3 separate regions of the Mus musculus genome follow, and all the other regions are linked to region 1. The links are chromatin loops, found by intact Hi-C in ENCODE. Cell type or tissue: heart. All regions are shown on one strand.

Region 1 (2,500 bases):
GATGAAAATATGTTTTTTTTTTTCTCTTGGCATGTGCATATGTGTGGTGTACATGTGTGTGTGTATATGCATGTTCTCATGAGCATGGGCACACGTATGTTCAGGTCCATGTGCACATGTGTGCACATGCATTAGGTATCCTCCACAACTCTCAATCATAGGCAGGGCTGCTCACTGAGTTGGGAGTTCTCTGATTGGGCTAGTCTGGCCTGCCAGCCCGCTCCAGGAATCTCCTGTCTTGGTCCTGTATGTGTTTGGATAACAGGCAGCTGCCACGTCTACTCAGGTTTTGGGTAGGTTTTTTAGGACCCAAATTCTAGCCTTCACGCTTGTGTGGCCAGCGCCTATCCATGGAGCCATCTCTATCGTATGCCCCAGTAACATACAAGAGATAAAGCTTTCACTGTCGTTAAGGGGAAAAATTAAAAAACATGGGTGATTATTCTATGCTGATAGGACCATGAGGAACTATACATTCCCGACAATTGCCTCTGGAAGCCAAATTGTGCTACACCATCAGCGGCCATCCCTGTGAAGTGACAAACGCTCTTGGTCTCTGTGCCAGCACTCTGGCGCCTGTGTCTTTCTCCTGTGGGTCCCCGAATCTAGATACTGATGACTGAGTTCATACATCACAGCTTTGTTGGTGGGAACCATCGACAGAAACAATATGAACATCCCTCTGCGGGTGGCTGATTAAAAATAAAGCCCGAACCAAATAAAGACAGTGGGGTATGGGCATCCTGAGGGAGCCTGAAATGGATAAAGTACAGATAGGAGGTGGTTCTATTATTGTTGCATGTAAGCAAAGTGCCACGTGACATCAAGATGGGAAGCCGCTCATCGTGTTTTCATTGGATGTAGGTGAAGTTAAGGCTTACAGCAAGGCGAAAGTGATGCTGCCCATTCTGTTTGTATTCGCAGGAGAAAGTAATGAGGGATACACTGGAAAACTAAAAAAGTGACCTATAGGGGGCAGCAGAGTGCTGGGGTCAGAGTAGCCTATTCAGTGGTCTTTTTATTCTATCTCTTTAATAAAGATTTGTTTTCTATCTGTGTGTATGCACACCTGACTTTGGGTGCCAGCACATGCCTGAAAGGAGCATTGGACCCCTGGAGCTGGGGACCCCTGGAGCTGGAGTTGTAGTGGTGGTGAGTCTCCTGCTGTGGGCGCTGGGAACTGAACTTTAGTCCTCTGCAGGAGCAGTGAGTGCTCTCTCCAGCACCAAATGTCTCACTTTTAGATCCCTGCCTTTGTTTTTGTTTTGTTTTGCTTTGCCTCAGTCCGGTGTAGCTCAGGCTGTTTGCAAATTCGCTACATAATAGAGGATGACCTCAGATTCCTCTCATCCTCCTGCCTCCACTTCCCAACTACAGGAACTACAAGTGAGTGTCCCTGCTCACAGTTTGTACAGTGCTGGGACGTCCCATGCACAGTGTTTGTTCATGCCCTGCTCTGCTCCGCAAGCACTCTACCAACTGAGCTCTCGCTGAGCGTTAAGCTGTCTGAATGGCTTGCCAAGCAAACACTTTGTAACCAACTGTCTCTTTCAAGTTGAGTTATGTTAGGGTCAAACAGTATTTGAAGTCTGTGGAGGTCGGTGCTGGGGGAAGGCCTTGTGGTTTTGCCAATCAGGATACAAAGGACACAGTGACCACCCTTAGCCCCTGGTGATGCCTGCTGCTGACCTCTTGATTGGATTCAGAACACCACCCAGGCAGCCTTGGAGAGGCAAGGGCCAGCCGGCTTAGATCTCGCTGTGCTTCACCGAGACCCCAGAGATAATGGCAGGTTCACGGCTCTGTTTTAGAAAGATGGCTGCTGAGCTGAGCCAGCCACTGATCCCGCACCAGCAGATCTGAGCTGGAGTGGAGATGGTGGGAAGGATAGAGGGGAGGGGAGCCTCCTCTGTGCTCCGTCTTTCTGTCCTCGGCTGCTTTCTGTGACTGGGTCCATAGAAGACGCACTTTCATCTCTGAGCTGGAAAACTGAGTCTAATAGGAGAGAGACAGCAACATAAGCACTGAATAATGACAGCCAGGAGCACACGCAGCGCTGAGAGTCTCCGGTCTGCTGTGGGGACCAAGGAGGTCAAGCTCATTCCCCTGCCCAGCATTTGGACATCACTGTCTTTTTACTGAGTGAGGGCAAGTTCAATATGAGGTCTCTATTCAAAGGGGCAGCTGAACAGGTAGCTCCATCCCTGGGTCTCTTAGCATCTTGTGCTGCCATCGTACATCCTGGTATTTGTTATTTTGTACTAAGACCCCAGCTCCCTGAACATGCTGGAGCACACTCCACCTGTTTGGCCCCCAGACTGCAGGGCGAGGGCACACTCTCATCTGGACTAGGCGTGTCAGTGTATGTCTGCTTGCCTCCCTAACCACTAGGCTTACCTCTGTGTGTGTGTGTGTGTGTGTGTTTCCAGGGATGGAGTCCTAACTTTCCCACGTGCTAAGCAGGTGGTCCAGTTTGAGCAATAGACTGTCCACTCGTGCA
Region 2 (2,500 bases), 360 kb after region 1:
GCGCCAACCCATCCCTCATAGTCTTTGCCGGGCCCCTCTCACATGGGTGGCTACTGAGTGGATCACCCTAATGTGATCCCAGGAGTGGGGTCCCCAAGCCTATGGGGCTTGTCACCAGACTCCTTGTTAAGAGCTAAAAGCGACACACGGCTGCCTCGAGGAAAATCATTCTGGGTCGAGTATAACAGGTGCTCAGAGGCCAGACTGTGCGTGCCCAGCCAGCAAGAACCAACAAGAGGGCGGGCATGAACCCTAGAGGCAGAGGAGGATAGTATTAGGGCATGTAACCTTGACAGTGCAGCACCGGACGGTCCGGCTGGAACTGGCCTCCCTACGGGTCAGAGTGTCAGGATGGAAGCTCTCTCATTTGCAGATGTCCCTCCCTCTTCACCTCCAGATGCCTCTGTCCCAAGCTAAGCTGCCACCCAGGTGGCCAAGTTTCCACTCCCTCTCTGTTCCCCAGGAACCCCCACATTGTCCTCAACATTGACCTGGCCCCCACCATACTGGATATCGCTGGACTGGACATCCCTGCAGACATGGACGGGAAGTCTATTCTCAAACTACTGGACTCAGAGCGGCCAGTGAACCGGTGAGAAGGAGCAAGAGAGACCCAGGGAAGGAGGCTCCCTAGCCAGGGGGAACTCAACCACGGGGAACTGGGAAGGCCACTGGAATCAGGATCTAGGTGCCCCCCACTAACCCATGAGAGATTGAAGGACCAGCCCTCTCTGGGATTCTATCCTCCCATTTGGAGCTAAGGACCTTCCAAAGCTAAAAGGATGAAAAGCCCAAAGTTAACAGTAGCACTGTGCTGTGCCCCGGGCACTCCAGCACGTTGGCCCTCATAGTAACCCAGTAAAGGAAAGTTGTGTTCTCTGAATCCTAGAGAGATAGAGGATAACCAAGAAGTCAGACTCTTCGTCACAATGGCTATGACTTTTGTGGCCCTATTGATGGGTGGTGGGACTGACCGGGAGTGTGTTCCAGGTGTCCTGGGTGGCTGAAGGAAGCAGCAATGAAATGGGGAAAACAAAACAAGGAAGGTGGAAAGGAAGGTGGCTAGAGATGAGGAACCAGAAAGGCAGGAGCGACCCCTTGTGGTCAACAGTGAAACTGCCCCCTGGATAACAGATCTTTCTGTGAGCCTCTCCTAGACTTTCCTCCCAGGGGGCCCAGCCCTGAGATCTACAGGTGGCTGGTGGCCCTGTAAGGTCGGTACATCTTCCAACGAAGGGGGCTGGAAGGGTCTAAAATGGACACATGCAGAGTGTAGGGGCACAGGACACTTGAGAATCGGGGACCACAAGGGGTCGCTCCTGCCTTTCTGGTTCCTCATCTCTAGCCACCTTCCTTTCCACCTTCCTTTCTGTTTTTTTTTTTTTGTTTTTTTTTTTCCCCCATTTCATTGCTGCTTCCTTCAGCCACCCAGGACACCTGGAACACACTCCCGGTCAGTCCCACCACCCATCAATAGGGCCACAAAAGTCATAGCCATTGTGACGAAGAGTCTGACTTCTTGGTTATCTCATAGATCAGGAGAAATGACCCCCTGCAGGCACTCATTAGCCCAGAACTGGGCTCCTGAGAGACTCCAAAACTCACACACAAACACACACACACACGTGCAAATGCCCATGTAACTGTACCCATTTCAACCACAAAGAGGCATTCAGAACACATCTTGGAGAAGCAGCCCTGTCCCTGGGGTGTGGAAACCTTTCCAGTGTCACTCAATGACTGCCACTTGGCCCAGGGTATGGAGAACCTGTGGACAGGGCTGGGGACACGGGAACCCGGCAGACAGGATGCTGGACCTGCTTGTTTTCTAGGTTCCACTTGAAAAAGAAGCTGAGGGTCTGGCGAGACTCCTTCCTGGTGGAGAGAGGGTGAGTGCCGGCCGGGCAGGAAGACCCCCATGAGGAGTGGTCACAAGACTGTGGGAGGCTGAATAGTGCTGTGCTAGTGACTGGGTGACTCAGAGCTGTGTCCAAATTCCCTGTCACAATTGGGTGGCTCATGCAGAATTCGAATCTGGAGGCCACATGTCCCCATTCAACATACTTGGCAGAGCCTGTACGATGTCATCACTGTTCATTTAATCCTAACTCAGGCCATCTGGGATAGACAGCTCCTGTAGACTTCCCATTAAAACCCAGGTGCTCTCAAGCCACCAGCCACCCATCCTCCACAGTAGGTCTCCACAGAGCTATGCAGGGCCGGCAGCCTAGGCAAGCACAAGTTGCCCCAGGGCTCCACCCAGTTCAACCAGCCCCGCATCTCCCTCAGCAAACTGCTCCACAAGAGGGAGGGTGACAAAGTGAATGCCCAGGAGGAGAACTTCCTGCCCAAGTACCAGCGCGTGAAGGACCTGTGTCAGCGAGCTGAGTACCAGACAGCATGCGAACAGCTGGGGCAGGTGAGGAGATGGCGGATCTTCTGGGTCCTCTGGGGTGTGGTTGCCATGGTTACATGGGAGGCTCTGGTCCCTGTCAGGGTA
Region 3 (2,500 bases), 120 kb before region 1:
AACTGTCTGCCCCAGTGTCTGAGACCATTGCATCTGAGTAAACGCGGAGCTTAAAATCCTCACTTCCGACCTGGGTGTTTGTGGCGCATGCCTTTAATCCCAGCACTTGGGAGGCAGAGGCAGGTGGATTTCTGAGTTCGAGGCCAGCCTGGTCTACAAAGTGAGTTCCAGGACAGCCAGGGCTACACAGAGAAACCCTGTCTCGAACAAAACAAAACAAACAAACAAACAAAGTCCTCACTCACAGCCTGGAGAGACGGCTCAGCAGTAAGAACACTGACTGCTCTTCCAGAGGCCCCTCGTGGCAGCTCACAACCATCTGTAACTCCTGCTCCAGGGCCTCAGACGCCCTCTTGTGGTCTCTGTGGACAGCAGGCACACACATGGTATACAATGTAGGCAAGACACTCACATACATACAGAAAAGTAGACAAGTCTTTAAAAGTGCAGCAAGGCCTGGAATCCAAGCTGGCCACAAGCATGCCCATCATAACGGATGCCATACAGCCAGCCAGAGCATCCTGAGCACACAGGCCTGGGCCCAGGTGGGTCCCACACAGTTTGTGGGTGTTCATCTGCTTGGGCCAAGATGGACTTCATGGATTGCTGGGGTTTGTAGGTCCAGCCCAGCCAGCTGCTTCTTGGGCTAAGTTTGATGTGCAGGCCGTGGCCAGCCCTGGGTGACCTCCTCCTTCCGTTCCTCCTCATTTTCTCCCTCCTCTTCTTTCTCTCTTCCCTCATTTCCCACATACAGGAAAACACCGACACTTCTGTCCATTTCTCACGAGTCCCTCATAGTCCCCACCCGTCCCTTGTCTATTCGAAACACCGCTGGGTCTCTGTGGAAAGGTAGCCTTGCCTCTCAATTCTGGTTTCAAACAACAGTACTGATCTCTTTAAGGGCTTCTTTGAGGGTTTCAGGGCAGGGAGGGGAATCTTCTGGGTCATGTGGATTCCAGATGTGCGCAGTTGGAGTTGCCAGGAGTCTCTGAGATGTCCACAAGAATCCTGCCCCGGGGTCTGCAGAGAGAAGGTCCCCCAGAAATGATTCGGGGAGACTGGAGGCAGGGTGTCTGACTTTGAGCCAGTGCTGTCCTTGGATCTGGTGAGAAGACCTGGGAACATAAATTGCACACTTGACCCTACCGGGTGCAGGTGTCTGTGTTCCGTCTGGTGGGACTTTCAAGCCGAGGGGAAGGGCTTACCTTATGACTTCTGAGGCTAGAGTTCTTGCCTCTGTCCCCTGATCCTACAGCCCCTGTGCTTGCCCGAAGGAATGTCACTACCTCTCTCAGAGGCTCAGTTTCCTTCACGACAGCCTGGCCCTGAAGTAACTTTCTGAAGGCATGTAGAGCCCAGCCTGTCCAGCAGAGGGCACCAGGGACCGCGGATTGCCCAGAGGTAGCAGTTGCCTGGTAGGGTCCTTCCTAGGGGCTTCAGACACAGTTTGGCCACAGGTGCCCTCATTGAGGACAACGCCTGCCTGCAGGGGTGGCTGAGGCTAGGCTGTTTGGATAAGCGGCCAGGCTGAAAGGCCGAATGACGTATAAGCGTCTTTTCGTTAGTTTCTCAACGGTTTTTCTTAGGTCTCTCTCTCTCTCTCTCTCTCTCTCTCTCTCTCTCTCTCTCTCTCTCTCTCTGGTCATTATTTTTGATTCTGTCCTCCCCTCCCCCCGCGCCCCTCCCCCCCCGCGCCCTTTCTGGGTTTTCTTTGCCTTGTGCTGGGTCTCTGGGCGTGATTTTGGGTGTTTGTTTGTTTGTTTGTTTGTTTTTCTGTTCTTTCCTCTTCTGTTCCCTTCTCTCCTTTGCCCTTCGTCTTTCTTCCATTTGGATCCAGGAGAACACAGGAAACCCTTGTCACCCACAGAGGTGCTTGTGGGGGGTGTGGCCGCTAAACCATGCTTACTGTCTTCCCCCAATTCCCCCACTTACCACTGGAACCATTTAGAACTATGACCACCAGGTGGCGCTGTGGGCAAGGCTGTCTTGAGAGGGAGCCCCTGCCTGCTTCAGAGTTAAGAGGCAAGGCAGAGGGGTAGTGGGGGCCAGGGGGTGTTCAGGAGTCACTTGAAGGTAGAAACTGCCCACATGCGTATGTCCCGACGCCTTTGAAGAACCAGTTGTGACATTCAGACCTGACACAGTGCTCAGTGACTTGGTGACACTCTTACCACTCTACAGAGGGGGAAAAAAAAAACCCACTCAGTTGGCTTAAGGGTCAGATGAGTAGTTCCAGATGCAGTTCCCAGTCAGAGGCAGGGGCATTACATATGACAAACAGGAGCCACCAAAGCCATTGGATTTTTTTGTTGTTGTTGTTTTTTGTTTTGTTTTTGTTTTTGTTTTTTGTTTTTTGTTTTTTCGAGACAGGGTTTCTCTGTGTAGCCCTGGCTGTCCTGGAACTCACTCTGTAGACCAGGTTGGCCTCGAACTCAGAAATCCGCCTGCCTCTGCCTCCCAAGTGCTGGGATTAAATGCTTGCGCCACCACCGCCCGGTGC

Evidence for each region. Peaks named below come from ENCODE experiments on the same cell type or tissue, not always from the same donor. Only the 100,000 strongest peaks of a DNase experiment are listed, where the experiment ranks them.
Region 2: it touches region 1 in a loop (3-fold over the local background); 7 of 42 quality-filtered maps call a loop at or near these places.
Region 3: a loop joins it to region 1, with 4 times the contacts of the local background. A loop is called at or near these places in 14 of 42 quality-filtered maps.

Annotation. Positions count from the first base shown.
Region 1 is chr2:166,439,104-166,441,603 of GRCm38, reverse strand. No RefSeq gene overlaps it. Among named protein-coding and RNA genes, the nearest start is that of 5031425F14Rik, 7.1 kb to the left of the region's middle. RefSeq lists an enhancer at 1-984. In heart, a CTCF peak has its summit at 970 (motif pointing right); no DNase peak of the experiment used is centred here; H3K27ac peaks cover 813 bases.
Region 2 is chr2:166,083,775-166,086,274 of GRCm38, reverse strand. It overlaps Sulf2 (sulfatase 2), which reads left to right. Exons shown (of 21, transcript NM_028072.5): 8 at 464-592; 9 at 1,833-1,889; 10 at 2,290-2,419. Among named protein-coding and RNA genes, the nearest start is that of Gm52534, 35 kb to the left of the region's middle. In heart, a CTCF peak has its summit at 1,126 (motif pointing left); DNase peaks (open chromatin) are centred at 1,124 and 1,964.
Region 3 is chr2:166,563,556-166,566,055 of GRCm38, reverse strand. It overlaps Gm29679 (predicted gene, 29679), which reads right to left and starts at 1,534. Exons shown (of 2, transcript NR_152154.1): 1 at 1,206-1,534; 2 at 1-1,115. In heart, CTCF peaks have their summits at 350 (motif pointing left), 1,356 (motif pointing right) and 1,974 (motif pointing right); DNase peaks (open chromatin) are centred at 1,365 and 1,965; H3K4me3 peaks cover 759 bases; H3K27ac peaks cover 1,048 bases.